Linked DNA regions of Mus musculus: regions 1, 2 and 3 are each linked to region 4. A link is a loop called in an ENCODE intact Hi-C map of the cell type or tissue named here. Cell type or tissue: heart. All regions are shown on one strand.

The links. Hi-C counts contacts between places; a loop is a spot of excess contacts. Peaks named below come from ENCODE experiments on the same cell type or tissue, not always from the same donor. Only the 100,000 strongest peaks of a DNase experiment are listed, where the experiment ranks them.
Region 1: it touches region 4 in a loop (5-fold over the local background); 2 of 42 quality-filtered maps call a loop at or near these places.
Region 2: it touches region 4 in a loop (2.3-fold over the local background); 2 of 42 quality-filtered maps call a loop at or near these places.
Region 3: it touches region 4 in a loop (11-fold over the local background); 7 of 42 quality-filtered maps call a loop at or near these places.

The regions. Positions count from the first base shown.
Region 1 is chr6:29,707,628-29,715,627 of GRCm38, forward strand. Tspan33 (tetraspanin 33) reads left to right here. Exons shown (of 8, transcript NM_146173.3): 2 at 2,314-2,371; 3 at 2,960-3,087; 4 at 3,389-3,463; 5 at 5,812-5,907. Among named protein-coding and RNA genes, the nearest start is that of Tspan33, 17 kb to the left of the region's middle. In heart, a CTCF peak has its summit at 4,607 (motif pointing right); no DNase peak of the experiment used is centred here; H3K27ac peaks cover 251 bases; H3K27me3 peaks cover 1,182 bases.
Region 2 is chr6:29,952,633-29,960,632 of GRCm38, forward strand. It overlaps Strip2 (striatin interacting protein 2), which reads left to right. Exons shown (of 21, transcript NM_177204.3): 19 at 717-821; 20 at 2,800-3,004; 21 at 4,026-7,049. The coding sequence ends at 4,276. The region is part of intron 1 of Gm52897 (a long non-coding RNA gene); the gene reads right to left. Among named protein-coding and RNA genes, the nearest start is that of Gm31103, 7.8 kb to the right of the region's middle. In heart, no CTCF peak of the experiment used is centred here; no DNase peak of the experiment used is centred here.
Region 3 is chr6:29,829,781-29,837,780 of GRCm38, forward strand. The region is part of intron 1 of Ahcyl2 (S-adenosylhomocysteine hydrolase-like 2); the gene reads left to right. Among named protein-coding and RNA genes, the nearest start is that of Ahcyl2, 65 kb to the left of the region's middle. In heart, a CTCF peak has its summit at 3,985 (motif pointing right); no DNase peak of the experiment used is centred here.
Region 4 is chr6:30,076,630-30,084,629 of GRCm38, forward strand. All of the region lies in intron 1 of Nrf1 (nuclear respiratory factor 1), which reads left to right. Among named protein-coding and RNA genes, the nearest start is that of Nrf1, 33 kb to the left of the region's middle. In heart, a CTCF peak has its summit at 4,923 (motif pointing left); no DNase peak of the experiment used is centred here; H3K27ac peaks cover 1,923 bases.

The DNA of each region.
Region 1 (8,000 bases), 370 kb before region 4:
TAATAATATTTGGACCCAAGTCAGAGGAAGGGCCAGACCTGGGTGGGGGTGAGGAGAGCATGTTGGATCTGAGTCAGAGGATGGATCTGAGAAGTGGCCAGGAGAAAGCACTATGGACTCACACACTTGATCTTAGCCAAAAGGCCAAGAAACCATAGCACTATGGATTCACAAAGAAGCATTCCAAAGACTTATTTTTAACCCAGGCCTGGCATTAACTACATACTTGTCTTTTGCTAAATAGTAAAGAATGTTCAGAAATAACTCCCAAATGGAAAAATGTCTTCCTCACAGAGGGCTAGTTTAATCTCATTACCTGACCTAGGGCCCAGCTCCCTTCTCTCACTGAAGACCTCCCAGGTGGCTCTTTCCTGCAGAGTGTTGTCTCACAGGATGTGGGATCTAGCTGCTATACCCTTCCCTCCTGAGCTGGTCAAGCCCCTGCTGCTGAGACCTCTCCGCCAGAGCCTGGCCTAATCTATTGCCATGGTGACAGTGAGCTGCTGCTTAGCACCAGCCTGGAAACTGGGCTGGAAGCTGAGCGGAGAGCTGGGGCTACCAGGCACTCTTGGGAGCCTTGGAAAGAAAGACCCCTCTGGGGGCCCCTGGGAACCTCTCATGGGCTTTGCTCTTACAGGGAGGAGCCATGAAATTTGTAAGGCTTAAATTGTCTTCTTCCATATTGGAATCAGAGTTTATAAAGATTCCTTTCTATGGTAGAGCCAGTAAGCACACTCCTGCCTTTCACATTGGTGTGTACTTTTATCCTTGGCTTCCAATGGAGTTAGCTAGAGTCTGCGTCTGCCAGGAAGACCTGCCTGCCTTTTGATGTAGGTGAGTTAGAATTCAGAATTGAACACATCCTATATAGTCCTGTTGGTGATGGTATATAGTATTCAGTGTCAGAAATTTAGGTGATTTCCAAGCATTATTTTATTCAACTCTCACAACATTTTTTTTTCCGGACTGACGATATGGCTTAGTGGGTAAAGGTGTCTGTAGCCAAGGCTGACACTCAGCCCGAGTGTGATCCTGGGACACAGAGCAGAAGGAGAAAATCAGCGCCCGCAGCTGTGCTCTTCCTTCACGTGTGTGCTGCAGCAGGAGCTCACACATAGACAGATGTCAAAAATGGAAACGAACTTGTTTTTATTTATATGCATGTGAGCATTTTGCCTGCATGTGTGTAAGTGCCCTCAGAGGCCAGAGGTAACCGACTGGAGTTGCAGGTGGTTGTGAGCTGGCGTGTGGGTGCTAGGACCTTAAGCCAGGCTCTCTGCAAACACAAGTGCTCTTAATTGCTGAAACTTGTCTCCAGCCCCTAAAACATTTTTTAAGACATAAGAAACATAAGTTTAGTCAGGCAATGATAGCTCACACCTTAAATCCCAACACTTGGGAGATAGAGGCAGGCAGATCTCTGAGTTCGAGGACAGCCAGGGCTACTCAGAGAAACCCTGTCTTGAAAAACCAATAAGGAAAGGGGAGAGGAGGGAGAAAGAGAAAAAAGAAAAATAAAGTTATGATCATATTTTAGATAGTTTTGGCTGGAGAAATGGCTCAGTGGTTAAGAATGTTTACTGCTGTAACTCAGGACCTGCCTGGAGTTTAGATTCCAGCTCCCACACAAAACATTTCACGAACACCTTCATCTCTAACACCAGATCCAAGGATCTCTGTGCCCTCTTCTGGCTTCAGTGGGCACCTGCACAGACACGTGAAAACAGTCACATGTGAAAAAAAAATTGGTTTTGAGGCAGGCTCTTGCACTGTAACACAGGCTGGCCTTGAATCTTGTCTCCCATCTCAGCCTCATAAATGCTGAAATTAAATGCCATAAGTCATCACACCTGTCCCTTGTCCTTAATGCCGTCTTCACATGCAGAAATCAATGGCAACGGCTGTCCCAAATGGAGTTCAGTATTTGAATCTCTCAGAAGGCCATGCTTTGTTTTAATTGTGTCTCTGTGTGTGTGTGTGTGTGTGTACGTGTGCGTGTGCGTGTGTGTGTGTGTGTGTAAGTTTTGGTGTTTGTGATTGAACCCAAAGCCTTGTGCTGTAGCCCTGAGTTATACCTCCAGACCTGTCTGGAAGCCTGTTTTTAATCACTGTTTGTTCTATACTAAACTTGTACTGTCTTGATTCCTCCATCTGTGAAATGCGGACACTATCTGTCTCACAAGATGATTGTGTTATAGAGAATGAAGGAGAAAGTGCTGGGGAGTGGAAGCACCCTTAGCGGTGTTGGGTAGGGGATAGCTGCACCTGTGCCTGGAAACCTGGCCTCTCCTGACTCCTCTCCTGTTCCCACAGGTAATCTCCATGGTCATGGTGGCCGTGGGTGTCTATGCCAGGCTAATGAAGCACGCAGGTGGGTTATAGGTCTCCCTCTGCCTCTCCTCACCCTTGCTGCACCTCTGGCCTGCTCCAGCGCTGGTCCTGGGCTGAGGTCAGAGGAGCAGCCCCCTGAACCCAGTCTTACTGGGCCACTTCAGATTGGCAGTTCCCGTGGGTTTTCCTGAGCCCCCACCCCCTCCCAAGATCTGTCTGATCTAAGCCCTGGAGCGAAGCTAGGTCTGTAGAAGCAGAGAGCAGTCAAGGACTTGCCCCCCCCCCGCCCCCAGTGTGTCCTGAAGTAACTCAACCTTAATTCCCCTGCAGAGCATCTAGGAATTCGCCCAGCCAGTGAGCCCAGTGCCGCTCTAAGTCATCTCTGGAGCAAAAGCGGCTGCTCCACTCGTGATGCTGGAATGAAGGCTTTCCCTAGTTCTTCAAGTTACATGCCAGGACTCCTCCAGCACACTCTTGTTCTTTCCTGTGAGGAGGTCTTTCCCATAATCTCCACCAGACAAGGAGGTTCCCCCCAGAACAGGAAGAAAGTTTGGGTACACCCTCATCCTTTCCTGGGAGCCCCCTCAGTGGGCAGCAGACTCCGGCTGAGGGTCAGCCTCTCTCCCAGAAGCAGCCTTGGCTTGTCTGGCGGTGGACCCTGCTATCCTGCTGATCGTGGTGGGCGTCCTCATGTTCCTGCTCACCTTCTGCGGCTGTATCGGATCCCTTCGGGAGAACATCTGCCTTCTGCAGACGGTGAGTGGTCAGGCCGTGCAGAAAAGCCTTGCTTGCTCGTCTTCCTTGTGCTTCCTGCTCCCCTCTGCCATCCTATAGAGGTCCATTCTGTCCCCTCTGTCGCATCCTACCCTGTGCTGTCCGCCCCTCGATGCAGAGTTCTGCTCTGGGTGGCAGCGTAGGGTGGCCACCTCCATAGCATTGTCCTAGAGGCAGGAATCTTTGTTGTATTGGGGGTGTGGAGAAGAGTCTAGCTGCCTCTCATTGGCCCTGGAAAGGGCTGCTTCCCAGAGCAGTGACGCTGTTCCTTGTCTTGCCATAGTTCTCCCTCTGCCTCACCATCGTGTTCCTGCTGCAGCTGGCTGCTGGCATCCTGGGCTTCGTCTTCTCAGACAAGGTAACACTGGGAGCCTGGAGGCCTCTGGGTACCAGAGGGAGGAAGGGGAAGTTCCTACTGATTAATTAACCACAGCACATTTTCCCCTGGGAAGCATCAGCCTTTGAAAGGTTCCCCCTAGGGATGGATAAATGGCCTTTAACATCAATCTATTTAAAGAGAATTTCATGACTATAAGGTGTTTTCCTTTGACAACCTGATGCCATGGTGGGGGGTGGGGTGGGGTGAAGGGGGGAATCAATAAACATGAGGAACATTAAAATAACCTACATACTTAAATGGTAAACAACTAAGTAGCACCCAGGGATCAAAACCACAGACAACTTGAAGAGACTGTTACTCAAACCCTGTTTATTGAACTAGCTGTGGGAAGCAGAGGGAAGGCAGACCCTGTTCTGAACCATGCTTCCCGCATCTGGAGGTCGGCTGCCCGAGGCAACAGTCCTAATTAAGAACCAGCATTTCCTTTAATCCCAGCACTGGGAAACTGGAGGCAGAGTGATTTCCACTAGTTTGAGTCCAGCACTGTCTACCTTGTAAGTTCCAGTGTAGATGGGACTACTAGTAGTGAGAAATCTGTCTATTTTTTAAAAAGGAGGAAAAGTGTAGCAAGGTGTATTGGTGTATCCCTTTATTCCTAGCATTCAGGAGGCAAAGGCAGGTGGATCTCTGAGTTCCTGGACAGCCTGGTCTACAGAGTGCATTCCAGACCAACCTGAGCTACCTAATAAGACCCCACCTTGAAAACAAAACAACACCTCCCTCCCAAAAAAGGGGGGGGGGGGAGAAAAATGAATCAGAATTCCATTCTCAAGTTATAAATAGCTACCAGGAATAAAATACAAGACTATGAAATAATGTCACAGGAACAGAAGCCAGGTGTGGTGGCACACACCTTTGATCCCAGTGCTCTAGAGGCAATCCAGGCCAGCCTGATCTACATAGTGAGTTCTGACAGCTGGGGCTATATAGAGAAACCCTGTCTCAATAACAAACACACACAAAGCCCTAGGAAAAAGTAGTTGAGCAGAGATAGACCATGGTACAAGCAACTAGGAGCTGCTGAGCTGATTTGTAGTTGACAAGTCCTTCTGGCTTAATGAAGTAGATCTCAGTCTAAAGAGCAGATTTCTTGTGTCCACTAGAGGTCAGTGTCTCCACTTAGTGAGCCCCTTCCTGCTAAAACAAAACAAAATTCCCTCACTGCACCAGTCAACAAGTATTCTGGGTACTACTACGCAGAGGTAGATAGAGGTAGGTAGAGGTAGATAACACTGCATTGTTCTGAAGGACCGTTCTGAGAAGCTGTGATGTCAGGAGCACTGTTGCCCTGGTCCACTGGTACACCCAGGGCAGAGTGGATGGGCCTGAAGCAACCAACGTCTTCCCTTGCAAGATCTCCTTCAGATTAAAGATGAGCTGAGGGAATATGAATTGGTAGCTGCCCCAATTTTAATTTTAGTCTGTGATTCCCTGCCCCCCCCCCAAACTCTTGGGAGGCAGTTACTAATACCTTTTAGTGACATGGGCCTGACAGTGACAGGGCTTCTCAGTTTTTAGGCCTTGGGATGAATTTTGGTAGAGTGAGGCTCTCTAGTGAGTTAATGACCCACAGGGTGAGATAGGGCTATCCATTGTATAAAAAGGGAGGCGGGCATAGGAGCTGGTGGCAGGGCATAGATATGTATGGTGGAGACTGGAGCCGGGACAGTACGCAGGGACTTAGGGCTGTTTGGCTGCACCAGCTTTAGTGGCTGTTAGCATGCACCCAGAGAAGGGGGAGAACCTTACCAAGCCTGTGCTGATCCTCTGGAACCTGGCACGAGGGAGGGAAAGGCTACCCTGGGCCTCTGACCCTACAAAATGTGCTGTGACAGTAAACCATAGAGGTATCTGGAAAGGAGAGCAAAAGACACAACCAGTAGTGTTGGTGACTCTCCCAATGCTGTGATAAAGCACCATGGTCAAGGAAACTTAGAAGAGTCTCTTTGGGCTTACCGATCCAAAGGGGTAAGTCTGGCGTAGTGGGGAGACGTGGCAGCCACAACGGGTATGGTGGCAGATGTAGGATGCTGAGAACTCACGCCCTGAACAGGCAGGAAACAGAGTGTCTTGGGAATGGCATGTAGCTTTTAAACCTCAAAGCCCACACCTAGTGACATACTTCCTTCAACAAAGCCACACTACCTACACCTCCCCACCCAGTGCCACCAACTAGGCACTCAGACATCTGAGACAATGGGGGACATTTTTATTCAAACCACCGCAAATGCTGATCTGGGTTTGCTGTTATTTCTGAAGGGATTAATAATTATGAATTAATCCTGTGTCCTGATTGTGTCTGGCAGGCTCGGGGGAAAGTGAGCGAGATCATCAACAATGCTATCGTGCATTATCGAGATGACCTGGATCTGCAGAACCTCATCGACTTTGGCCAGAAGAAGGTAGCAGCCAAGTGTGGCGTGATCACCCAGTGCCCTGTGGGTAGGGGTAAAAATGTTACTGCAAGAAACGCCTCACTCTCCAGGCCAATGGACTTCTTTTACCTGATAAATAATGTATTCTAAGAAGGGCTTTGTGGGGGCAGGTACTGCTAAGGGCATAGAATGTTACATATAGCATTGCATATATACATAATATACATATACATATGTGTATATATACACAGATGTATATATTACAATATATACATATGATACATATATATAATATATATGCTTATATAAAGAAGAAGAAAGGAAAGATTATTAGTCTTACAGAAAGATTCTGGAAGAATTAAAAAAATTGTAAGGGATTACCTATAGGGGAATGAGGAACAGTCAAAATTTATTATATATCACATTAAAAATTGTGACCAAATATATGTAATCAAAAAATACTATTTTGTGCCAGGTGGTGGTGGCACACACCTTTAATCCTAGCACTCTGGAGACACAAGAGCAGGTGGGTCTCTGACTTCTAGGTCTATAGAGTGAATTCTGGGACAGCTGGGGCTACACAGTAAAATCCTGTCTCAAACAAACAGAAAACAAAAGCAAAGGCCATTTTGTTTTGTTTTGCTTGGTTTTGTAAAATCAGGAGTAGAACCCAGAGCTGTGAACACCATGGACAAATACTCTACAACACTGAGATATACCCATAACCCAGAATTTGCCATTTTATGTATTAAAAAGATTTACATTAAGTGGATGTATTGACACAACTTGTAATCCTTCTTAGTTGGGAGGCTAAGACAGAGTTCAGGGCCTACCTGGGTTATTCAGTCAGTTCAGGGACAGCCTGAGTAACTACTGAGACGCTGGGGTTATAGCTCAGAGATGAGCACCTGCCTCGTATGTTTGAGGCCCTAGGTTCAATCCCAGCATAGAAGGGGAAACATTGGGCTGGAGAGATCACTCAGTGGTTAAGAGTACTGACTGCTATTCTAGAGGTCCTGCAATTCCCAGCAACCACATAGTAGCTCACAACCATCTGTAATGGGATCTGATGCCTTCTTCTGGTATGTCTGAAGATAGTTACTCATATAAATAAAATAAATAAATCTTTAAAAAAGGAGGGGGTTGGCTGGTGAGATGGCTCAGCCGGTAAGAGTACCCGACTGCTCTTCTGAAGGTCCTGAGTTCAAATCCCAGCAAACCACATGGTGGCTCACAACCATCCGTAACGAGATCCGACTCCCTCTTCTGAAGACAGCTACAGTGTACTTACATATAATAAATAAATAAATCTTCTAAAAAAAAAAAAAAAGAGGGGGCAATCATACTGTATGTAGCCATAACCACCATCTGTTAGCGGAACTTTTCCATCTTTGCCTGTATGGTAGTGCACACTGTCCCTTCTATTTGAAAAGATGGAATTGGAAAGATTAGCAGTTCAAAGCTAGACTTGGCTTCATATTGAGTTTCAGGCCAGCTGGTTACAGGAACCCCCATCTCAACAACAAAACCAGGCAAAAATCTCTTCAGGACAGTGAAACAGCTCAGTGGGTGAACCTGCTTTTTAAATTGTTATATATAAGTACACTGCAGCTGTCCTCAGACACACCAGAAGAGGGCATCAGACCTCATTACGGATGGTTGTGAGCCACCATGTGGTTGCTGGGATTTGAACTCAGGACCTTTGGAAGAGCAATCAATGCTCTTAACCGCTGAGCCATCTCTCGAGCCTGAACGTGCTTTTTATAAAACCCGGACAGAGAGCCTGAGCTTGATTCCAGGAATCCACTGTGGAAGGGGGGAACTAACTCCCAAAAGTCGTCATCTGGCCTTTCCTTATACGCCATGGCACGTGTACACACAGGCGCACACACACACACACACACACACACACACACACACACACACACACACACACACACCTTTCCTTCTTTCCCTGCTGAACTGTGCCCATTAAACTCTTTCCATTTCCCTCTCGTGGAGGCCACCACCATTCAACCCCCTGTGAATATAACAGCCTGTGAATGGGATTATACCTATGTGTCCTGTCATGACTGACTACTCTTACTTGGCATGTTGTCAGGTGTCATCCATGCTGTATG
Region 2 (8,000 bases), 120 kb before region 4:
GCACTTGCCACAAACAAGTCTGACAATCTGAATTTGATCCCTGGATCCCATGAGGTAGAGCCAGCTCAACCCATATAGTTTACAGTCCCCCAGAATGACAACAAACTTCTTGCAATTACAAACATCGCTTACACGAGCACAAAGATTACAGCAGTAAACATAGCATCTCTGTTTCTAAGTGATAATGTGCTTGAGTCAAATTCCTGTGTTTCTGTATTGCCTTTCTAACCAATACTTGCTCTAGATAAAGAGTCTTGTAGGGCCAGGCAATGGGAGTGTACCCCTTCAATACTAGCACTCAGGAGACAGAGGCAGGTGGATCCTGAGTTCAAGGCCAGCCTGGTCTACAGAGCAAGTTCCAGGACAGCCAGGGTTACACAGAGAAACCCTGCCTCAACCCCTACCCCCACCCCCAAAACTCTCGCAGGCTTGTCAGTTGAGTGTTTTATTTGTTTTCTGTTTATTCATTTGTCTTGTTTGGTTGGGATTCAGGCACACAGTCCTGCAAGTGCCCTGTTACTGAGCTCCATGCTCAGCCTAAGTTTTCGGGTGAAGGATGGTATGCCCTCAGAAATGAGATTTAGCGTGTAAAGGGCAGGAGTAAAGAGGCAGTGTTTCCTGCTGGATATTCACCCGAGCTGACCGACAGAGACATGCAGTCTTCTAGGGGAATGGAAGTCGCTTGGGTTTTGAGATGATGATATTCATTATTTCAGGAAGCCGGAGACAATAGCCAGTTCTGCTGGAGGAACCTCTTTTCCTGCATCAACCTCCTGAGGCTGCTCAATAAGCTGACCAAATGGAAGCATTCCAGGACCATGGTAAGAGGGCTTTAGATCACAGAAACGTCCACTCAACTGAATTGTGTGCATTGTTAGCATATGTACGTTGCCTATTGGAAAGCTCTGTGGTTAACTGGTGTATTTAACTGCACTTCTGCACTTCCTAACTCTGGGCGCTTATTCCAAGATGAGTACCCACCAATCTGTTTCTTTCCAGGGAGCTAAATACAGATACTCTTAAGGCGGCTCTAACAAGGGATGCCAACCACATTTGATTATACTTACACATCCCCAAAACGAAGCAAGCCTAATATTCATTGCAATGTTGCTTGTAACAATGAGTCTGGAAAGAACCTAAGTGTTCATCAACAAGGACCAACTGCTTAAGTAAATTAGGATGTACCCTTACAGTAAACTATGATAAAACCACTTGAAAGAATAAGGCATTTCTCTGCTGGTGTGGAATAATTTTCAAATTATATAATTAAATTAAACGAGGCCTTTAATCCCAGCACTGGGTAAGAAGAGGCAAGGAAGAGCTCTGTGACTTCAAGGCTAGCCTGGTCTATAGAGAGAGATCCTGTGAGATGTGGGGATTAGGGAGATGGCTCAGTTGTTAAGAGCATATGCTGTTCTTGCAGAGAACCCAAGTTTGGTTCCTAGCACTGCCATGAGGCAGTTCACGTCTGCCTGTAACTTCAGCTGCAGGGAGAGCCAATGCCTCTTGTCACTAACATACTCATATTCTTGTGTGTGCACACATGAACACACACACAAATTAAAAAAAATTTTAAGCAAGATATTGAACAGTGTGGTTGGCTATTGTGTTAAAATATAAAAATAATATATATGTGATATATCTATAAACAAAAATTTTCTCTAGGGCCAGCGGAATGGCTCAGCTGGCAAAAGTGCTTGCCATGCGTGCCTGGTGACCCCATAGTGGGAGGAGAAAGCTAGAAGCTGTCCACTGACTTCTATATGAGTACTATGAAGTGTTTGCACACACGTGTAAAACACGTACATGTATACATGTGACAAAATTTAACTAAATAGTTTTAAATCTTAAGAAAACAACAAAAAGACCAGGTGGTGATGGCCCGTGCCTTTAATCCCAGCACTCAGGAGTTTGAAGCCAGCCTGGCAACAGAGCAAGGTTTAGGACAGCCAAGACTACACAGAGAAACCCCGTCTCAAAAAAAAGAAATTATCTCCAATGATACACAAGAAACTAGTAATAGTGGAAATGGTATATATGTCAGATAATCTTTGTTTTTAATTATATATTATAATTTTTAAATTTTTTAGATTTATCCATTTTATTTGTGTTTTGCCTTCATGTATATATGTGTACCACTCTGTACTTGGTACCCACAGAGGTCAGAAGAAGGCATTGGATCCTATGGAAATGGAGTTACGGATGGTTGTGAACTATGATGAGGATGCTGGGAATAGAACCCAGGTCCTCTAGAAGAGCAACAAGTGTTCTTAGATGCTAAGCAGTCTTTCTAGTGTGAATATTATAAACTTTACATGAATTAGTTCTTGGTTTTGTTGTATATCACAAAACTGGCTTTGAACTCATGATTAGCCTCTGAATATTGTGATTGCAGGCATGTGCCATTGTGTGTAGCTTAATGTGTGTGTGTGTGTGTGTGTGTGTGTGTGTGTGTGTGTGTGTGTGTGTTAGACAGTGTTTCACTCACCCCAGGCTATCCTCAAACTCCTTATACAGGTCTTCTGTATTGTTGAAGACTAACTCTTGCGTAGAGTATTTAAAGTTCATGGACTTAAGTTATTGGCAGACAAAATAGGTATCTCATTTACAGTCACTCAGTAATATGCTATTGGTATTTAGAAATCTGGACATAAAAATTGAATTTTATGTTTCATTCAATTCAAGATACTTGGGTCTCTTAGGATAGCCAGGCTTGTTTATATGGTCTGAGTTGGAAATCCTAAGAAACTTCACATGATGATGGACTATTTGTTACCCCGTCCCTGTTTCATTGGGCAGATGTTAGTGGTGTTTAAGTCAGCTCCAATCTTAAAGCGAGCTCTCAAAGTCAAACAGGCCATGCTACAACTTTATGTCCTGAAGCTACTAAAGATACAGACCAAGTACCTTGGGCGCCAGTGGAGAAAAAGCAACATGAAGACCATGTCAGCCATTTACCAGAAAGTGCGCCACCGCATGAATGATGACTGGGCTTATGGGAATGGTGAGTATTCCCAAAGTAGATGGTAGGGGTTCTTAGTGAACGTGGAGCTCCTTAATTGGCTAGGCTGACTGGCCACTGAGCTCCCGGGATTCTCCTGTCTCTGCTCCTGCAGCACCGTGGTTATAAATGCATACTGCTGCACCTGGCTTTTATGTAGGTCTCATGATCCGAAGTTAGGTCCCTTTGCCATCTCCTGAGCCCCTAAATATGATATAAACTTTATGATGTGGTAAAATGTTTGCCTCCTTATAGTTTTTGTTTTAGCTTTGTTGTTTTGTTTTATTTGAGACATAGTCTCGCTATGTAGCCCTGGCTGTCCTAGAACTTGCTATATAGACTAGGCTGACCTCAGACTCAGGAGATCTGCCTGCATCTGCCCTCCAAATGCTAAGACTGAAGGCATGCACCACCATGCCCGGCTGAGTTGGTCCAGACTGACTCTTCATGTTCTGCTTCCATCTCCTCTTTTCACCCACTATGGAAAGCTCAATAAGAGGAATTTAATTGCTCTTAACAATTATAATAAATTACGGGGCTGGCGAGATGGCTCAGTGGTTAAGAGCACCGACTGCTCTTCTGAAGGTCCCGAGTTCAAATCCCAGCAACCACATGGTGGCTCACAACCATCCGTAACGAAATCTGATGCCCTCTTCTGGAGTATCTGAGGACAGCTACAGTGTACTTACATATAATAAATAAATAAATCTTTAAAAAAATAAATAAATAAATAAATAAATAAATTACTAGAAAGAAATAAGCAAGAGATTACAATACTAAGCCCTCTTATCTCCTTTCTCAGCAGTTTCTAATCTGCCAAAGATCGTTTCTGTATATGTTAGTTTATATGTGAGCATATGAATACTTTAAAAACCTGTAGGCATGCTATGTGTCTACTTTATATATAGCTCTTAAAAGAACATTTTGAGCAGTTTCACTGTTAGGAACCCATAGACCATGCTCTGCGGAGGGGAGTAACATCCTGAGTTGTATGTATCTTTTTCTTCCTCTCTTCCTATGTCAGACATCGATGCCAGACCATGGGACTTCCAAGCAGAAGAATGTACCCTGAGGGCCAACATTGAGGCTTTTAACAGCCGCCGATATGATAAGCCTCAGGACTCAGAATTCTCACCTGTGGATAACTGCTTGCAGAGCGTGCTGGGGCAGAGGCTAGATCTGCCTGAAGATTTCCATTATTCCTATGAGCTCTGGCTGGAGAGAGAGGTGTTCTCACAGCCCATCTGCTGGGAGGAGCTGCTCCAGAATCACTGAGCTCTTGTCAGCAACGCAGCGGACGGAGGTTGGCTCCAGTAATGTGCTTTGCCTGTCCTGCCCACTCAGCCTTCATACTGAACTCTAGGAATGTGTGTCAAGGGCAGTTCCAGCCCAGCATCCAGCACAGACAGACACCCAGCATAGTTCAGGGCTATTCTGGATACCAATAGACTCAAAGGTGGTTGCAAGACTGGGGTCCTGAGTCAAAGCAAATGGATCAACTTGCCCTAGGCTCAGCTAGGTGCCTAGTTGGCCTTCAAATCTCCCGATGGATCAGACCTGGACAGACTCTTGGAAACCTGCTTTAATCTTGCCTAGAACCCTGCTCACTTTTGTCAGCCACAATAGTGAAAGGAAGTTTGTCATGGCATTTGACCCACGACATTCATCTCCAGCAGGGGGATAGGGACAGGCCATAAAATAAGCCTTGTCTTCTTGCCCACTCAAAATGCCTGGGACGTATCATTTAGCAAAACCAACTTTAGACTGTATTTCACACTTCAAATGTTGATGCTCATCTCTTCATAAAATCATCATTGGTTCTAAGATGGTTTGAGAGCACTGCATCTTTATAAAGGATGACTGTTTCCAAAACACTGCATGTTCCAGAACAGCATACTGTGTAGGGTTTTTTTTTTCCTTAAGAGCTCTGTGTTCAATGTAAAAAATTATTTCATGTGTATTTTCTATAGCACATTGAATGCTTCATCATTTGAAAAGAACCACAATTAATATAATATGGCCTTCTCTAGGAATAGCTTAGACTTTTTACAAAGTACTTCAGTTTTTTCCTATGAATGCCAGCTTTATTACTCATGTACCATCTACAGACGTAAAACCCAACAGCCCCCTGCCCCAAGAAGGAAGTTGAAAAAACATTAACGAAAAGAGCCTATGCCAGGGAGTCCGGAATCCTGTGACATGCCATCTCTGCGTCGGTACCCAGAAGAGAGTGGAAGACTCATGAAGGCTTCCAAAGATTCGGGGAGTCCAGAGTCATTTTGAGAGGACTCTGGGGTTCTGCCTGGTAGTCCCTCCTGATGTACAGTGGCGACAGCACAGTTTCCAATTCTTGCGGGCCTTAGACAACCGCTTGAGCTTCATCTCACGCCTTTTCCTGAAGAACCAAATCCTGGTGTCTCCTTTTGTCAGTTTGAGTGCGTCAGCCTAGGCTTCCAGAGTCTCCTCTTTGGTGGCAGTCTTTCTCAAAGTGCTTTCTTAGCTCCTGGAACTGCTCATAGGTGAACCCAGAGGATTCATCTCAGCAGGACAAACTTGGAGTTGTCGCTGAGAATCCCGGTTACTTCTGTCTTGGCTGCAGCTCACTTGAGTTCTGTCCTTCAGTTTGAGGCTCTACTATAGGATTTTCCACTCTTTCATGTTTTTAAACAGCTGAGTGCACTGCAGAAAATTACTGTCTAATATAAGCCCAGATCTTCACCTGAGTGGCCATGGGAGCCAGGCAGATCCGGCTTTGCAGCCCTGGCTAGGCCAGACCTTACTGTACAGCCAGGCTGGCCTTGAACTTGGAGTGATCCTCCTTCCTCTGTCTGCTGAGTGTCACAGGCCTGGGCCACCACCTCCAACAAGTTCATTTTAAATGATTATAGGAGGTTTTATTTACTGAAATTTGTCCATGTTAGCTGATTTTTTTAATGAGAAGCAATAGCACCAGTTTAATTTTCTCTCCCATGGTTATTGTTTTTTACCCTTTCTCTCTCTCTCTCTTTTTTTTAACTGCTAGCAGTTTCAATGTGGTTTGTACTGGAAGTATCATATATTTCACGGAGGAGTCTTTATTCCTCCTACATAGAAAAATCACATTTTTATCTTCTGCTTTTCAATTTTAGTCTTTGAACCTTTTCATTTTAAAGGTCTCCTCACTGCCCAGGCACTAATGAATCTTTTTATGATAGCACAAGGACACTTTATTCCTAGAGAGCTGGTCCAGACTGGCTCATTTACTCTTCCCTTTGTCAAGCACAGTCTCATTTTAGGTCACTATAGAGACCAACATTATCCAAGGGAGCTATCAGTACCTCTGTGCTTCGGGTAGCAGGGTTTCCTACTGTGGAAAATGGCAGAGAATGTGAAGTACGTAACAGATGAAGTATCTTAAAATAATTTGCAAATTGTATCAAAGCATGACAGCAATCCTCATTTCAAACAGCTTACTGAATGTAGCATCAGGCAACTTTATTCATCTAGGGTCAGGCTACTATGATTTTAATTTCTGAGTAAAAGATAATTTTCCAGGAAACAGAGTTATTACCAATCTACTTTAAAGTTATATTCAATTCTGTAAAGAAAAAATTAGTTGCCTTTTAAAAAAAACACATAAATGCTTTCTGAGGCACAGAAGTATACTAAGCTTTAATATGTTGTATTTTATTATTTATAACTCTTGAGAATATTAATTCTCAATGCAGATGGAAAAACTATTACACCTTGCAAGAAAAAGAATGATTAACTTAAATCACATTTTCCCCACAACTTGCTGTGGCTAACTTTCTGGTATCCACAGCGAGCCCTATGTCTAAGATAACTGGGTTAGATCTCCCAGTTTGAGAGATAGCATATGTGGTTAGGAATAGCTTCAGATTAACCAGCATTTAATGGTGATTACAGTTTCCACATAGAAGCATGCCATTTGTATGATTTATAATATAAGGACTTTCTTTGTGAATATTTCCATGAAGTTTATGTTGATTGATAATATTGTTCATCTCACTGAACACTTTAATAAAAAGAAAAACCTGGACTTAAGAAATCTGGTCTTTAGTTCTTTAATGTAAGATAACCTTAAAGTCGTGTTAAATAGAAAAGGATACAGGATAAATATAGAACTCCAAACCTGAATGATGTAACAAATGTTTATTTCGTCATCATGGGTCTGGAGCCAGCTACTTGGCTCACCTTAGATTCTGGATTGGCTTTTCTCTGAAATTATTCTTATTCTGGCATAAGGCTGAATGGATGTTCCTAGCACATACTGTTTAATTCTGAAAAGGCAAAAGCAGGAAGCAAACCATACTGTGTAAGTACATTTCAGAGCTCCTGCTGTTGACTGATGCCATGCAATCAGCTCACATGGACAAGCCTAGCTCTCAGCCAGAAGAGCATACTCTACCCAGAGACTGACAGGTACGGGGTAGTGTAATGCCTTTATGGTCATGCTAATGAATATCTGTTCCTATTCTACACAAAATACACACAGTTCCTCCCCAGGGAAGGCTTCAAATCTTATCCAATGAAGTCTTAAAGTCCAGGATCTCATCAAGTCTAGTCTAGGGCAGTATCTCTCTCTCTCTCTCTCTCTCTCTCTATATATATATATATATATATATATATATATATATATACACACACACACATACAGGGTTCCCAGGCTGACCTTAACATAGATGCAGAATCTGTTGACCCTGAGACTTCTGAATTAAAAGTGATCATTTCAAATGTGGATATACGCCAGAACATCCTTTTGGGGGTTTTGTTTGTTTTCTTCTGGTTTTCAAGACAGGGTTTCTCACTGTGTAGACCAGGCTGGCCTCAAACTTAGAGATCTGCCTGCCTCTGCCTCCTGAGTGCTGGGATGAAGGGCCTGCGCCACCACCACTTGACACCAGGGCATCTTTGTACATATTAAACATATACAAAGTTTTGTCAATGGTATCTTAACAAGACTGTATTTGTTTTGTTGTGTTTTTGAGGCAGGGTCTCA
Region 3 (8,000 bases), 250 kb before region 4:
ATCAACTTGATAGGATCAGCTAGAACAGTGGTTTGCAACCTTCCTTATGCTTCAATCCTTTAATATATCCTCATCTTGTAGTGACCCCCAACCATAAAATTACTGTTGTTGTTAACTTCATAACTGTAATTCTGCTATTGTTGTGAATTGGAATGTAAATATCTGATATGCAAGACATCTGATATGTAACTCCTATAAAGGGTCATTCAACTCCCAAAGAGGTCACAACTCACAGGTTGAAAATCATTGACCTAGAAGGTATGTCTGTGGTGGTTCATCTAAATTATCTAAGCCCCTGGGTATGCGTGTAAGGGATTACTTAGGTTAGGTTAACTAAGATGGGAAGATTTACCTTAACTCTGAGTAGGTGGCACATAGGCTGTGAAATGCACAATAGTTTCTGCTGCTCTCTGCTTCCTGAAAGAGTGTGACCAGCTGCCTCAAGTTCCTGCTACCCTGACTTTCCTATACCATAAAGCCTATACCTCTGGACTTTCCTATACCATAAAGCCTATACCCCTGGACTTTCCTATACCATAAAGACTATACCCCTGAACTTTCCTATACCATAAAGACTATACCCTGAACTTTCCTATACCATAAAGCCTATACCCTGAACTTTCCTATACCATAAAGCCTATACCCCTGGACTTTCCTATACCATAAAGCCTATACCCCTGGACTTTCCTATACCATAAAGCCTATACCCCTGAACTTTCCTATACCATAAAGACTATACCCCTGGACTTTCCTATACCATAAAGCCTATACCCCTGAACTTTCCTATACCATAAAGCCTATACCCCTGAACTTTCCTATACCATAAAGACTATACCCTGAACTTTCCTATACCATAAAGACTATACCCTGAACTTTCCTATACCATAAAGCCTATACCCCTGAACTTTCCTATACCATAAAGACTATACCCCTGAACTTTCCTATACCATAAAGACTATACCCCTGGACTTTCCTATACCATAAAGACTATACCCTGAACTTTCCTATACCATAAAGACTATACCCTGAACTTTCCTATACAATAAAGAGTATACCCTGAACTTTCCTATACCATAAAGACTATACCCCTGGACTTTCCTATACCATAAAGACTATACCCCTGAACTGTGAACGCAAGTAAATCCACCCTTCCTTAAGTTGCTTTTGTTGAGTATTTTATTTCAGCAATAAGAGAAATAACTGCTAAAAAGGTGAAGGCGGGAAGATTGCTGTAAGTTTGAAGCATGCTTGGGACACCTAGTGAACCCCAGGCTAGCTTGGGCTAGAGTGTGGATACTCTGTAGGTTGGAGCAGTAGTTTTGTTGTAGGAGTGAGATAGAAATGAAGACTTGAGTATATTCAAGTCATGGATAGCCATGAAAATGGCTGTTTGTCCTCAAAGCTTTCTTACAGGATCCTTACGGATTTCTAGGGTGAAAGCAGCACACAGTTATCCTGTGAAATTTATTTTGGGTAAGGTAGTGTAAATAAAAAGAAATATAAAATCTCTTATGATTTTGGAAGTCTCCCAATAGATTCTTCAAGTAACAGATACTAGCATAAAGGAGCATGGCCTGTAAGTCACAAGGCAGTAATTCCAGCTGTCAGAGCTTCATGTAAGAGCACCATGCTCTTAGGCAGCACAAGAGAAAGAAGGTGGAAAGTAAGTAGGACACAGAAAGGCATTTTTATTTCCCACTGAGGAAATTGTGTGCAAAAGTCTGGAGACAAGAGAAACTGAGCAGTGTCTGCAGTCCTAGCTAGTACCATTACTACCCACCAGCTGGATGCAGACTGCCAGAGATTAAAGTTGTCTTAGATTCCTGTGCTCTGTTCAATTTACTCAAAGGTAATGTCAAAAGAAATGGAGCATGTAGGGCTAGAGATGTAGCACAGTAGTAGAGCACTTGCCTATTACACGCAGAGCTCCAGGCTGAGCCCCAGCACTGCTCCCTGCTCCCCTCAAAAAAGCAGAACACGTTTTTGCAGCTGTACTTTTTTTTTTTTTGGTTTTTTGAGACAGGGTTTTTCTGTAGCCCTGGATGTCCTAGAACTCACTCTGTAGACCAGGCTGGCCTCGAACTCAGAAATCCACCTGCCTCTGCCTCCCAAGTGCTGGGATTAAAGGCGTGCGCCAACTTCCCGGCTTTTTTTTTTTTTTTTTAATGAAAATAAATACACTTTTAGGAGAAGAAAGTGCAGCACTGACTCCTGTCTGAAACCCAAGTGACTGGAATAATAGATTTAAAAACGAGAAACCAAAGATGAGGCAGTTTGAAGATTAGTGAGGAGACAGATTGGTTCCTTCAGAATAGGAATGAGCACAAGGGTGCGAGCCTATAATCTCAGCATGGGGAAACTCAGGGCAGGACTGTCAGAGTTTGAGTGTGGCTTCGGTTACCAAGTGAGAGCCTGCCTCTAAAATAAATAAACATGTTATAGAGACGGGAAGGGTTGGTGAGAATACCAACATGAAAACAAACTTAATGACTTAAGAATAAGGCTCCTGAGAGGAGAGAGATGATATGATCCACTGGACGTTTATGATATACCATAGGAATGATGATACTAAAGGGGCTAGAGCCTGCCTGAGCCCATTGTGCAGAAAGCAGACATTTGGAGCATCCTCCTTCGCAGGGAGACCTTAGGGTATAATTCAGAGGATTAAAATGTAGAGAAACATTGATAATTAAATTTATTGTATCCTTCTTTCTGTGGGTTTGAGAGTGTTACAGTGTGTCTGTGTGCCCCGAGGGACCTAACAAAGGTTAGTTAATTATAATCAACTGTTAGAACACACTGCTCTGTGCAAAGGACTATTCACGTGATACCTATGTTTGTTGTTCATGTGGAAGCATACACTTACTATTTGACTTCTTAAGAATGACCTTCAATTTTAAAGGCTATTTATTATATATATTTAAAATATATAGCTCTATAAATTGTCTCTTTCCCTACTCACCCTCGCTCCAACAGTAATCTTTGTTGATCTCTGTATATATATTATACATTGTATATTACATTGTATACATGTATATTATTAGTTATATTTTCACAATTTATAGAGACTACATATTTTAAAACCACTTCATTTACAATTTTTCTTAATTGTCTAAAATCTTGTTACTGTTCCTTTGAACTCTGGCTTCATTTCTTTTGTATAGGAATGTATCCAAATGTTTTGTCTTTATAACTGGTTTTCTGTTTTGCTCTATTTACATTGGATTAAAACACAACAATTCCCCCCCCCCCCTTTTTTTTTTCCTGAGATAGGGTTTAGCAGTGAGTCCTAGCTTGCCTATAACTCACCGTGTAGCCTGGCTGTCCCTAACTTGGGCTCTTGCTCCTGTAGTATCTCAGCCAAGGACTGGGAGAGTCATCACAGCCAGCAGCCCCGGCCAGCCTCACCTCTTCTCTGTTCTCTGCCCTTCTACTCAGATTCCTCCTTCTGTCCTACTCCCCTCCCTCCCTTCCTCCTTTGTTGCAAGTAGTCTAAACTAGACTTGAATTTGCTAAGTAGCAAGGATGACCTTGACCTTCTGATCTTCCTGCCTTCCCATCCTGAGTAGATTCCACTCTCACAGCGCTACAGGTCATCAAGCCCAGAGCACTGTGCGCAGTAGGCAAGCACTCTATCAATTGAGCTCATTTAGCCCTGCTTCATTTATTACCATCATCATCATCATCGTTGTTGTCTTTATTGTGTTTGTGTTCAGTGTGCATGTAGAGATAGGACAACAACATGTGTGAAGTCTGTTCTCTCCTTGTATTTTAAGTATTTTCTAGGAATTGAATGAAGGTTGTCACACTTGACCATCTCTGTCTGCGTGGCTTTTAATGAAAAGTTTTTGTATTAGAAGAGTTGAAAAAAATGACAAGAGAGCCAGAGACGGGATCAGGATTTCATGGAAATATCAGTCATATTATTGATGTATTAAGTGTTTGTTTTCTTTCTTAATTGGCAGGTTCCTACTATTTCCTGCCACCAGAGGGCACAAAGGTATTGATTGAGTTTAGTGCTCTGTTCATAGTGAATTCCGACTGACTTTCATATTGTTTTCTTTTTTGGCCTGTATCATATAATAAAATCTTCATTCAGGGATAACTTTGTATTTGAGCATATATATCATTAAGAAATTTTGACATTGAAGGCTGTACTGTACCAAATTATAAAGAAGAAAAGGAAGGTGATGACTTGGAGAAATGTCAGAGGAGTGTGCAGTTTCTAAGCTCATTCTCATGCCATACTTGGCACTAAGCCTAGGGGAACAGGCTGGGCAGGTATGTCAGTGTCCCAAAAAGAGAGTGCAGGAGTAGACCCACTGCTGTACAATGAATTGTGTTTCACAAAGGAGTCAGAGTTATTCGATGGGAAAATGATATTATTCTCAGCAAAACAATTAGATATATCCACTTTGGAGGAAAGGTGATCTTTGACTGCTTTGACTGTTATCTCATTTCATAGGAATTAGCCAAAAAAATAGATTATAGATTACATGGGAAAAGCAAAGAAAAAAAATCTTGATAACCTTGGTGTAGATGAGAATTTCTTAGTGCATATAGAAACAAACAAACAAACAAAAAACTGCGAAAGTGTCTGGGGCAATGGCTCAGTAGGTAAAGTGGTTGGAGGAGTTTGGATTCCTAGAACCCACAAGGTGGGGAGGTGGGGGAGAGTTCTCTGAAGCTCATAGTACAGCCACCTGAAGTACACAGTGGAAAACAACAGACCTCCACATGTGTGGCATGCACCTGCACTTAGACACACACACACATGTTTTTGCAATGTCGTCTCAGCAGTATAGCCCAAGCTAGTCAAGAACTCCTGATCTTTCTTCCTTAGGCTCCCAAGTGCCGCAATTAGACACTTTGGAAATTCTATATACTAATCCATTTTGACTACCACAGCTCTTTTCCCTGTGGATTTCAAACAGGTTCTGAGATGGTAGAGAAATCTTAGACTGTAACCATGCGTGTGTAAAACTGGGATGAACAAGTTGGTTATTCTGTGGCTGATGAATCCCTTCATTTCTAATTGCATGCAGATTTTTTAAAGATTAAAAAAAAACAAAATTTCTGGAAATGTGTGCTACAAATGCTTGTCACACATGATCCAGTGGATAAAAGGACCACCAAGCCTGAATATCTGAGATCAACCCCTGGAATCCACATGGGGAAAGGAGAGAACTGCTGCAAGTTGTCTCTGCCCTCCGTCCACGCCCTGGCAAGCATGTCCTTCCACAGATACATATACACACATCATGGCAGGAGTATGCCTCTTCTTCCATAGACACACAAACAAGGCAAGACTGGCTGGATATATATAGTACATAGTACAAACAAAATAGTGTGTGTCTCATTATGTAGCCATGGCTGTCCTGGAGCTCACTATGGTAGACCAAGCTGGCCTTGAACTCACAGTGACCTACATGCCCCTGCCATCTAAGTGCTAAGATTAAAGGTGTGTGCCACCACACCTGATCAAAAATTCTCTTAAAAAAGAATGTTATAGCATTATATCATAGTAACAGATTGTAAAAGATGTGAACAACTGAAGTGTCTATTGCTTGGTGACTGGTTAAGTAAATATTGGCTATTTCTATAAAATGGAGAAACATGCAGATGTTAAAGACAGAGACTCTCTATAGCTACTGAGAGTAGAGCTATATGGTAAGACATTGCCATTTTGTAGGAAAAGAAACACCAGACCTGTCCACACAAAAATCTCTTATGCAAAGAAGTCTCTAAAAAGGCATACACAAACAGGACTTCCCTCCAGAGAGAAGAGTCAGATGCAGAAGGAAAGGGTTAGACACAGGTTGACTATTGCTGTCATCAGATTTCTAAGGCAGATCCCTTGACTCCTACACAGGGATGACTAGGTAGCTCAGTGCTTAAGAACACTGCTGCTCTTCTGGAGGGCCCAGCCCCATGTCAGGCAGATCACCGTCTAATTCCAGCTCTGTGATCTACTGCCTCTTGCCTTCTCAGACATCTGTACTCACATGCACATATCATGTGCACACACACACCTACACATAGTTAAAGGTAATCCGTCTTCAAAGGTTACAACAGATTAACTTAAGCTGCTATGCTGTTTTCTTCCACTGAGAGTGTTCTGCCATAGGTTGTTGGTTGCTTTTCCCTATAGGCAGGAAAAGACTGTGATTCCATTGTGCTCCATGTACCTTTTATCTTGAGGTTCCAGGTATTTTCTGATTATCTCGTGTTCATGACAGGTAACATAATCTATGGGCCTCAGTTTCTTATCTGTAAAATGAAGTGAAAAGGATGAACTTTGGGCTTTTTCCATTTCTACAATTAGAGCTGTGGTTATAAACCAAGAAAAACCTTTATGCTTAGAATAACCATTAGGCAAAGACCTAAGTCTGAACCAAGGAATGAAATTGCAGATTTTGTGTGTAGATATGTGAGAGCACTTGCCAACCAGCCAACTCTGTGCTGAATAGACATGAGTTCTTTTTATGCTGGGAAAGAAGTCAGGTTACTGATGACAGGGCTGTACAAGATGCTCCAGGTGGCTCTTCCGAGGCAGAGGTAACGTGCCATCAAACAAACAAACAAAGCCTTTTGCTCTGCTCTGTTTTGTGAAAGGAGGAAATTAGATCTAACCCTGTGAGTGATATTCTACACAACTCAGACTTGCTTTAGTACCTTTTTGTTTATCTTAAGTTTGAATTATGACCTACTTTACTTTCCTCAACCCAGTTTCTCAGAATCTAATCTCTAGCATTTTTACCTATTTTTATCTATTGCTTCAAAATGCAGTAGAGGATGGGATTCTTGGCAGCAGGGAGTTCAGGGTTTAAAAGGAGTCCACATGTTCAGCCAACATCTGAGGCTAGGCCATGTCAGATAACGAGTACAAAGGTGCCTGAATTTGGGTCTCAAATTAGCTGTGATCTTGAGTTAATCACTTGACATGCCTACTTGTTTCCTATACTGGCTAGTTTTGTGTGTCAACTTGACACAGCTGGAGTTATCACAGAAAAAGAAGCTTCAGTTGGGGAAATGCCTCCACGAGATCCAGCTGCAAGGCATTTTCTCAATTAGTGATCAAGGGGGGAGGTCTCCTTGTGGGTGGTGCCATCTCTGGGCTGGTAGTCTTGGTTCTATAAGAGAGCAGGCTGAGCAAGCCAGGGGAAGCAAGCCAGTAAAGAACATTCCTCCATGGATTCTGCATCAGCTTCTGTTTTTGACCTGCTTGTTCCAGTCCTGACTTCCTTTGGTGTGGAAGTGTAAGCCGAATGAATAAACCCTTTCCTCCCTAACTTGCTTCTTGGTCATGATGTTTGTGCAGGAATAGAAACCCTGACTAAGACAAATTGGTACCAGGAGTGGGGTATTCCTGTGACAACTTGACCATGTTTTGGGGAGGACTGTGAAAGGACTTTGGAACTTTGGGCCAGAAGATCCAGTCTGTGTTAAGAGCTCTGTCGGATGTTGTGTAGGAGCTTGGAAGATAATGTTGAGAACACTGCAGAAGATGGAAGCCTGGCTTGTGAAATTTCAAGAGGGAAGATTAAAGACTCTTTTCAGGGCCATTGCTAATTTGATTGTGAAGATTCTGTGGTTCTGGTTAGCTGGGGCTAAAGAGTAGCTGTGATTAACAAGATACCAGAACTACTAAAGCAAAAACTTTGCATTACTGGGACTATTGATGCTGGTTAGCTGGAGCTAAGAAATTAGTGAGCTTCCAGTTCAGTGACCCTGTCTCAGGTCAGTCATGTGGAGTGCTATAGAGGAAGGTGGTCTGCCTCCTGCTGTGGCCTTTACAGTCACAAGTTCAGTGAGAGACACCATCTCAAGGGAATGAGGTGGAAAGCAATAGAGTAGATGTCCTAATTTCTACTTTGTCTTCTGCATTTCCATGCATGGATGCAAGCACCTGCATATACCAAGTGGGGAGGGATACCACATGGGGGTGGGGGGGCAGGGGATGGAGGAAGGGAACCGAGAAAGGACAGAAAGAACAGAAC
Region 4 (8,000 bases):
AAGGTGTGTGTCACCACTGACCGACTTTAGACATTCTTTTGAAAAAATTATAAACTTATAATACAAGTTTCGTTTTGGGGGTTTTGTTTGTTTACTTTTATGTATGTGGATGTTTGACTGTCTGAATGTCTGTGAGCTGTGCATACCTGGTGCCCCCAGAGGCCAAAAAATGGCTCAGATCTCCCAGAACTGGATTCACAGATGGTGGTGAGCTGGAAACCAAACTTGGGTCTTCCACAAGAACAGCAAGTGCTCTTAACTGCTGAGCCATCTTTTTGGCCCCTACTGTGCCTTCTTTGCAGTGGATATGCTCAGCTTTTTTCCTGTTTGCTTTTCGATGAAGATGCTTTGTGCAGCTCAGTCTGGCCTCAGTTTTGCTTCATAGCAACCTGCCATCATGTCTCAAGTGCTGGGATTTCAGGTTTGTGCCACTAAGCTAGGACTAACTAAAAGTTTTAGAATGATACAAAACATGTTAAGAGTGTGAGGAATTTTCTTACTTTGTATCAAATGCAAAAAGTACAAGATATGTACAAAGGACTGTGGCTTAGTTCCCGCTTTTTAGTAGCTCACAGCCACCTGTAACTAGCTCCAGAGATCTGAGTCTCCTGGCCTCCCAGGGAACCAGGAAACACGCACACAAAGTAAGAAAACTTAAAAAAAAAAAAAAGACAATATAGGCCAGCTGTAGCTCAAAACAGCACATTAGGAAACTAGAAAAGACTGGGGAGGTGGCTGGCTCAGTAAGTAAGAGAGCACTTGCTGCTCTTTCTTTCAGAGGACCCAGCTTCTTTTCCTAGCACCCACATACATGGTAGCTCACAACCATTTGTAACTTCAGTTCCATGGATCTGATGCCCTCCTCTGCCCTTTGCAGGTGTCAGGTACTCGTGTGGTGTACATACATAGACACAGGCCAAATGCCCAGGCACAAAGACTGAGTGTAAATATTAGAAAAACAAGGACACACAGCAGACCGGCAAAGGTGTTCTCAGTAGTGATTTAAGATGCTTTTAATTTTTTATTTTGTTTCCTCTTGGGGTGTGTCAGAGAACATGTGTTATTTCTATAAGAAGATATTGTTTAAAATAAAAATAGAAAGTGAGAGTTGAGGGTCACAGTTTTTCTCAGAATATGCACTCTAAAGTGATATTATAATGTCTTACAAGAACTCATATTTGTTGAATGAATGAATGAATGAATGAATAAGGGATTGAATTGCAGATTCCAGATGAATGAATGGCATTGGCATTTATAATATCTCTAACTCTAATCTATAACTCCCATGGTTTTTTTGTGTGGCTTATGTACTTGTTCATGTATATTTGCACATGCTCGTAGGTACACATGCATTTGCATACGCGTGTACACACTTGTGTAGGTGTGCACACACGCCTGTGGGTGTGGTCCCAAAGTTGACTTTGGGTGCCTTCCTGCATTGCTCCCCTTACTTTTTGAGATAGGGAATCTTATTAAACATGGATCTCATCCATCGGGGAAGGCTGACTGGCCAGAGAGCTTCAGGGATTCCCAACTCCAGAGCTCCACTCCTCTAAGACCCTATCCTTGTCCCCAGGACTGGGATCATAGTCACAGGTGCTGCCTGCCACGCCCACTTGTATGTGGGTGGGTGGGTTTCAGTTCCTACAGCAAGCAGTGTACTAATTGAGCTAACCTCCTAATTTTATGCAGAAAAGAACTCATTGGCTCAGTTATCTCAATTTAGATCTCACATTTGTTTTTGTTTTTGTTTTTCTGGTTGTGTGTATGTGTGTGTTGTGTGTTTTTAATGTTTTTATTATTATTATTATTTATTTATTATATGTAAGTACACTGTAGCTGTCTTCAGACACTCCAGAAGAGGGAGTCAGATCTCCAGATGGTTGTGAGCGACCATGTGGTTGCTGGGATTTGAACTCCGGACCTTTGGAAGAGCAGTCGGGGGCTCTTACCCACCGAGCCATCTCACCAGCCCCCAGTTATCTCAATTTAAAGTCATGACAGTATCATTGAGCCTATACCTACAACCCAGCACAGGGGTGTGGAGTCAGCAAGGTCTGGTGCTCAAGGTTAGCTACTGAGTACAAGGCCAGCTTGTTTTATGTAGTGACACTCCCCAAAGAGGTTGCTGTGGTAGCTCATGCCTTTCTTTAATCCCAGCACCCAAGAGACAGAGAGGCAGGTGGATTTCTGTGTGTTCGAGGCAGGCCTGGTCTGCATAGTGAGTTCCAGGACAGCCAGAGCTACATAGTGAGACTGTGTCTCAAAAAAACAAACAAACAAAAACGACAACAACAAAAAAACTAACAAAACAACAAAGAACCAATGAGGGAGAGAGAGAGAGAGAGAGAGAGAGAGAAGAAAATTCATGCATTGAACTGTTTTTCAGAAATTAGGAAACAGCTTTCCGTGAGTGTTGATTGTATGGTGACAGATCCAGCAGAATTAAGGGAGGCCTGCCCCAGAAGCAGCCAGGCCACAATGCTATTTCACAGTGTACGGGGTCTGAATAAAAGTGGCCTTTGTGCTGGTCTCAGACTGAGGGGCGGTGCTTGTGGCCATTTATGTTATTTCTCCTTAATGGAAATTGAGGCAGCCTTTAATCCTGCTATCACATGACAGCTATTTATTTGATTTTTGGTAATTTGGGAGCAGCTGCAGACAAACAATTATTCTACAAAAAGAGCCAAGCAGCTGTATTCAGACCCAGTCACCAAGTGGTTGGTTAATCACACCAAACTTCCCCTCTACAGCCTTCCCAAAACAGGTATAGCTTTAGCCACTCGCCTGCCTTTTAAGCATTTATGTGTTTGAAATGTATTTTCTTTTCCTTCTTTCCCTACTTCCCTCCCTCCCTCCCTCCCTCCCTCCCTCCCTCCCTCCCTCCCTTCTTCCCTTCCTCCCTTCCTCCCTACCCCTGCCTCTCTTGAGACAGGGTCTTACTATGTATCCTTGACTGGCCTGGAACTTACCGTGCTTGCCGACCAAGCTGGAAGAGCCAGAGTAGCTAGCTGTGTTGGACTCAGTCACCAAGTGATTGCTCATACTTCCCTTCCATAGCCTTCTAAACAAGGCATAGAAAGCTTTGGCGACCCATGTTTATTTCCCTTTCTATCTTTTTCTTGAAGCAGGGTCTTACTATGTAGCTCTAGCTGGTTGGAACTCATAGAGATCTACATGCCTTTGCCTCCTGAGGGCTGGTATTAAAGGCCTGTGCTACGCACTGTACTTGACAAAAAATACATCTTCCTAATTCTTTTTATCATTGTCACCTATTTCATTGGGGGTTCTGTGCCAGATACTGGCTGTAAGCGGTGCTGCAGTACTGAGAGTAGAAGAGTGCTTCCCCTCTGACAGGTGGGTGAGCATTAGCCACATTTTTGTGTAGTAAGTTGCTTAAAGAATCTGGTGTGAAAGATTGAACACAGAGGGCTGTGTTGGCTTTGGTTACAAACTCCCTCAGTGTCTGCTGTCTGGGTGTTCATTGTCACCTCTGTCCCATGCCATGTGCTTTCTCAAGCTGTAGCACTTTTCTGTCATTCTGGAGCCTAAAGACTGTGTCCTTCACACTGCCTGACAGCCCTGTCCTCACGGCGTTGCTTTACTTAGCCCTTGACGGTTCTTGCTAGAATGCGACTGTTCCTTTTTAAAAAATGGCACTGCCTACTTTCTTATTGACTCAGCCTTTCAGTAGGTACTTTAATAAAAGTTGTTATAGGGCCTAGAGAAATGAAACAGTTTAGCAGTAGGAGAATTCCAGAGGACTAGATTTTGGTTTCCGGTACCCACAACAGATGCCTCACTTGGAACTGTAGTTTCAGGGGTTGGTTCTGACACCACCCCTGTGACCTCTGTGGGCACCAGCATACACATGCATATTCATGTGTACACATACACATGATTTTAAAACTATTATAATCTAGAGGTTTAAGCCTTTGTGTGGTATGTAAGATCTTTATAGGAAATAAAGGCTTTTGATTTTGTATCCTTACCCCCGTCCCCAGGCATCTCCCTTCCTGGGGCATCAAGTCTACAGAATTAGGTCATCCTCTCTCACTGAGGCCAGACATATGTGCTGGGGGACCCTGGACCAGCCCATGAGACAATGATATAGTGGTCTATAATTAGAAGCAAGTCGGGCTGGTGAGATGGCTCAGTGGGTAAGAGCACCCGACTGCTCTTCCGAAGGTCCGGAGTTCAGGTCCCAGCAACCACATGGTGGCTCACAACCATCCGTAACGAGATCTGACTCCCTCTTCTGGAGTGTCTGAAGACAGCTACAGTGTACTTACATATAATAATAAATAAAAAATCTTTAAAAAAAAAAAAGAAGCAAGTCCTTTCAAAATAAAAATAGAATGTAGACTGCCCCATTCATTATAGAAGCTAAAAACCACATTAACATAAACATTATTAAAGTTAAATTGACTTGAAACCTTTAATCCTTAAGTCACAATAGTCACATTTCAATATGGTCAATGGCTTCAGGTATGTAGTGGCTGTTAACCTTGTACATGACAGGTCAAAAATGTCACTGCTGAAAGTTCTGTTAGTTGGCAAAGTCTAGAGCCTACAAAAGAGTAGGCATGTCTTTAAAGCATTTGGTGAAGTGGATTAGCCTAACTGGTCGTTATTTAAAGATTTAAATGTGTTTATTTACTTTCTGTGTAGAAATGGTTTTGCCTGCACATATGAATGTGTGCTATGTGCGTGCCTATTGGATCCCCTGAAACTGGGGTGAGCTACTAGGAATCTAACCTGAGTCCTCTGCACGGCACCAAATGCTCTTCACCAGTGAGCCATCTCTCTAGCCCTAACTATTCTTTTCTGTGGAGGTGTGTTCTAGTTGAACATTTTAAGGACTTGGCCTTCCCTGTGTATTCTCCACACTTCACTTTTTCCTTTGGTTGTGGCACCATCTAGTGCTTACACTTTGAAGCAATGCAGTCTTGGAATGTTCTGATTTTCATTTGGTTACAGTCAAAGAGCCCTAAAACAATTTTGCAAGTCTCTTTCCTTCCTTCCCACCATCCCCACCCCCACTTCTTCCTCTCGTGCTTTCCCTCCCTGTCTGTATATTTTACCATTCTCCAAAGGACCCAAGATTTAAAAACAGCAACTGAAGACTTGCTTTTTGATATAGGTCTCTGTATGTGTGGTCAAAACTCTTAAAGTGATCTGTAAGCATTATTTCTTCTTTAAAAGGAAAGAAGTATAGTATAACTTGAGGCAGCTTTATACCTGCAGTTATGTGTGAACTTGTGAATCATTGCATGCACACCCCATTGGTGAGTATGAGCAACTCATTTGGGCTTCACGACAATTCTATCTGTTCTCCACCTATATATGATGAAACTAGAGCAAAGACACCAAATGAAACTTGTGTAATATGTTAGTAAGTGCCAGAGCCACTACTGTGGCTTCAGAGTGTACTCATAGCCACCATATTGGAGCAGTGAGGCTCTGTGTTGAAGTGGCTATGAGGTGGATAGAGAGAAGACTGTCCAGATCTTGGGGCCCGTGTCTAAGAAGCAGTAGTCGTAGTCATTGTCGTTGTTGTTGTCCTAGTAGTACCAGCACTAGTAATAATAGAACTATGAGTACTGACCACCCAGGAGAATGTGGTCACTACCTGTCAGTGATTTTCAGTATAGGATAGGTAGGCATGGCAGCCCTCACCCCATGGTTTTGTTTCTTATGGTTTCAGTTACCCCTGGTCTAAAGCACTAAAGGGAAAATTACAGGAGTAAGTGATCTGCATGGAACTTGTGACTTACATAATGACCTGAGCAGAGTGAATGTTGACTGCAGCCCTCCTTGCCATCTCCCCAGATGCACCAGTCATCCTTTGCCTGCGTGCTGTGTAGGCTGACTTCTTATTGGTCACTTGCTAACCTTAAATCCCACACTTACTCCTGTAATTTTCCCTTTAGTACTTTATACCACACTGACTCCCTGTGAGTAAGTTCCACTATTCCATTCCTGTCTGCTCCTTTTCTAATAATTATATGGTAATATTAATCCATCTCATCTGCAGCTTTCTTCATCTTGAAGGTTGGGCTGCATTGCTCCTGCCTACTTTCTCGCCTCTCCCCCTCGCTTGCTGCTTTGTCAGCTCTGTATTCACCTCTATGTTCTGTTTGGTAGCATTAGGGTTTGGGTGCTATGGTGCTGATTGGTTTTGTTTGCTTTGGTTTGGTTTTGATTTTTTGACACAGTTTCTCTGTAACCCTGGCTGTCCTGGAACTCACTCTGTAAACCAGGTTGGCCTCAAATGCACAGATCTGCCTGCCTTTCTTTGCCTCTCTAGTCCTGGAACTAAAAGCATGTGCCACTGCCACCTGACTTCATTAGTTCTTCTAATTATAAAAATTATATTTATATTTTTTATGTGTGCACATGCCATGGTGTAAATATCAGAAGACAACTTGCAGGAGCCCTCTGAATTCAGGTTGTCAGGCTTGGTGGCAAATACCTTTTACCCACCGAGCATCTTATCTATCTATCTATCTATCTATCTATCTATCTATCTATCTATCTATCTATGATTGTATAATTTAGGTCTGGAAGATTTCATTGACTTTTGAGCATGAGTTCTAACTTAGTGAAGAATTTTAGGTTCCAGATGTATCTAGGAGTGTAACTTGAGCCTCTTTTCCCTGTGGGCACCGCTTGGACTGATTTTTAGACCATTCTTGCTGATTACCCTTTTTCTTTTGAAATGATAATGCTATTGATTAGACTAATGCTCTCTTTTATACTTTGTTATGCTTTGATTAGATTTCCTGGCCTGATCTTCTTTCTCCTTGATTTTTAAATACTCTTCACTTAATCTCATCCATTATGTGTGGATTAGACTGAATTTAAGCCCCTTGATGGGCTCCTCCAAATTCCAGCAGCTCCCTAGGTACTTCATAGAGGTCATGTCAGCAGGGTGCTGGAAACTAAGACAGTCCTGCTGTGTTCTCTGCCACTGCTCCCTGGTTCTGCAGGGGAAAAGCAGACACTCGCAACCTCTTACAGTTTGGTAATAGAGAGTTTCTTTCATTCATTCATTCACTCATTCATATTTTTGAGGTAATGTCTCATTTTATATACACCAGTGATTCTCAACCTTCCTAATGCTTCAACCCTTAGTAGAGTTCCTTATGTTGTGATTCTCAATCATAAAATGCTACTTCATAACTAATTTAGTTACTATTATGAATCGTAAATATCTGATATGAAGGTGGTCTTAGGTGACCCTATGAAACAGTCATTTGACGCCCAAAGGGGTCACAATCTCAGAACCGCTGATACAGATCAAGCTGGCCTTCAACTATGCAGCCCAGGCTGGTCTGGATCTTTATCCCTTAGCCTGCCTGCCAGTGCAGAGGTTGCTGTTACTGCTGCCATGTCCTCATTTTTTTAAAGTTAGTGTCTGTGCATGAGCATGTGCATGTGAATGTGGGTGGGTGCCTGAAGAAACCAGAAGCTTAAGATACCCTGGAGCTGGATTTATAGATGCTTGTGAGTACTGGGAACCAAACCCTGTCCTCTGGTGGAGCAGTACTCTTAACCATAGATCTATTTATTTCTCCACTCCCCAGGAATAATAATTTTTAAATCAAGTTTTGGGTAGTTTGCTGAACACCACTGTCGTAGTGGGATAGACCATTTTGCTTTTCTGGTTCAGAAAACATGAGCTGGCACTCCCTCTTCCTCCCCCCCCCTTCTCCATTTTGTACACTATCACAAAGTTTTAAGTGTGTTGGCGTTCTCACTTTATGTCTTAAGACGGTGTTTCCTGCTCAGATTAATATAACATGTCGTGTCATAGCACAAAGTTCTCAGATAGAGTCAGAAGCCTCAAACAGGTGTCTCGATGTGAAGAAATGGAGGAGGCACAGTGAACAGTGCATGTGAGACTGGGAAGTGAGCTAGGAAAGGCAGATGCCAGCGTGTAGGCTTGCATCATAATTAACATTACAATTATGTGTTGGGAACTGTGTTCTAGACTT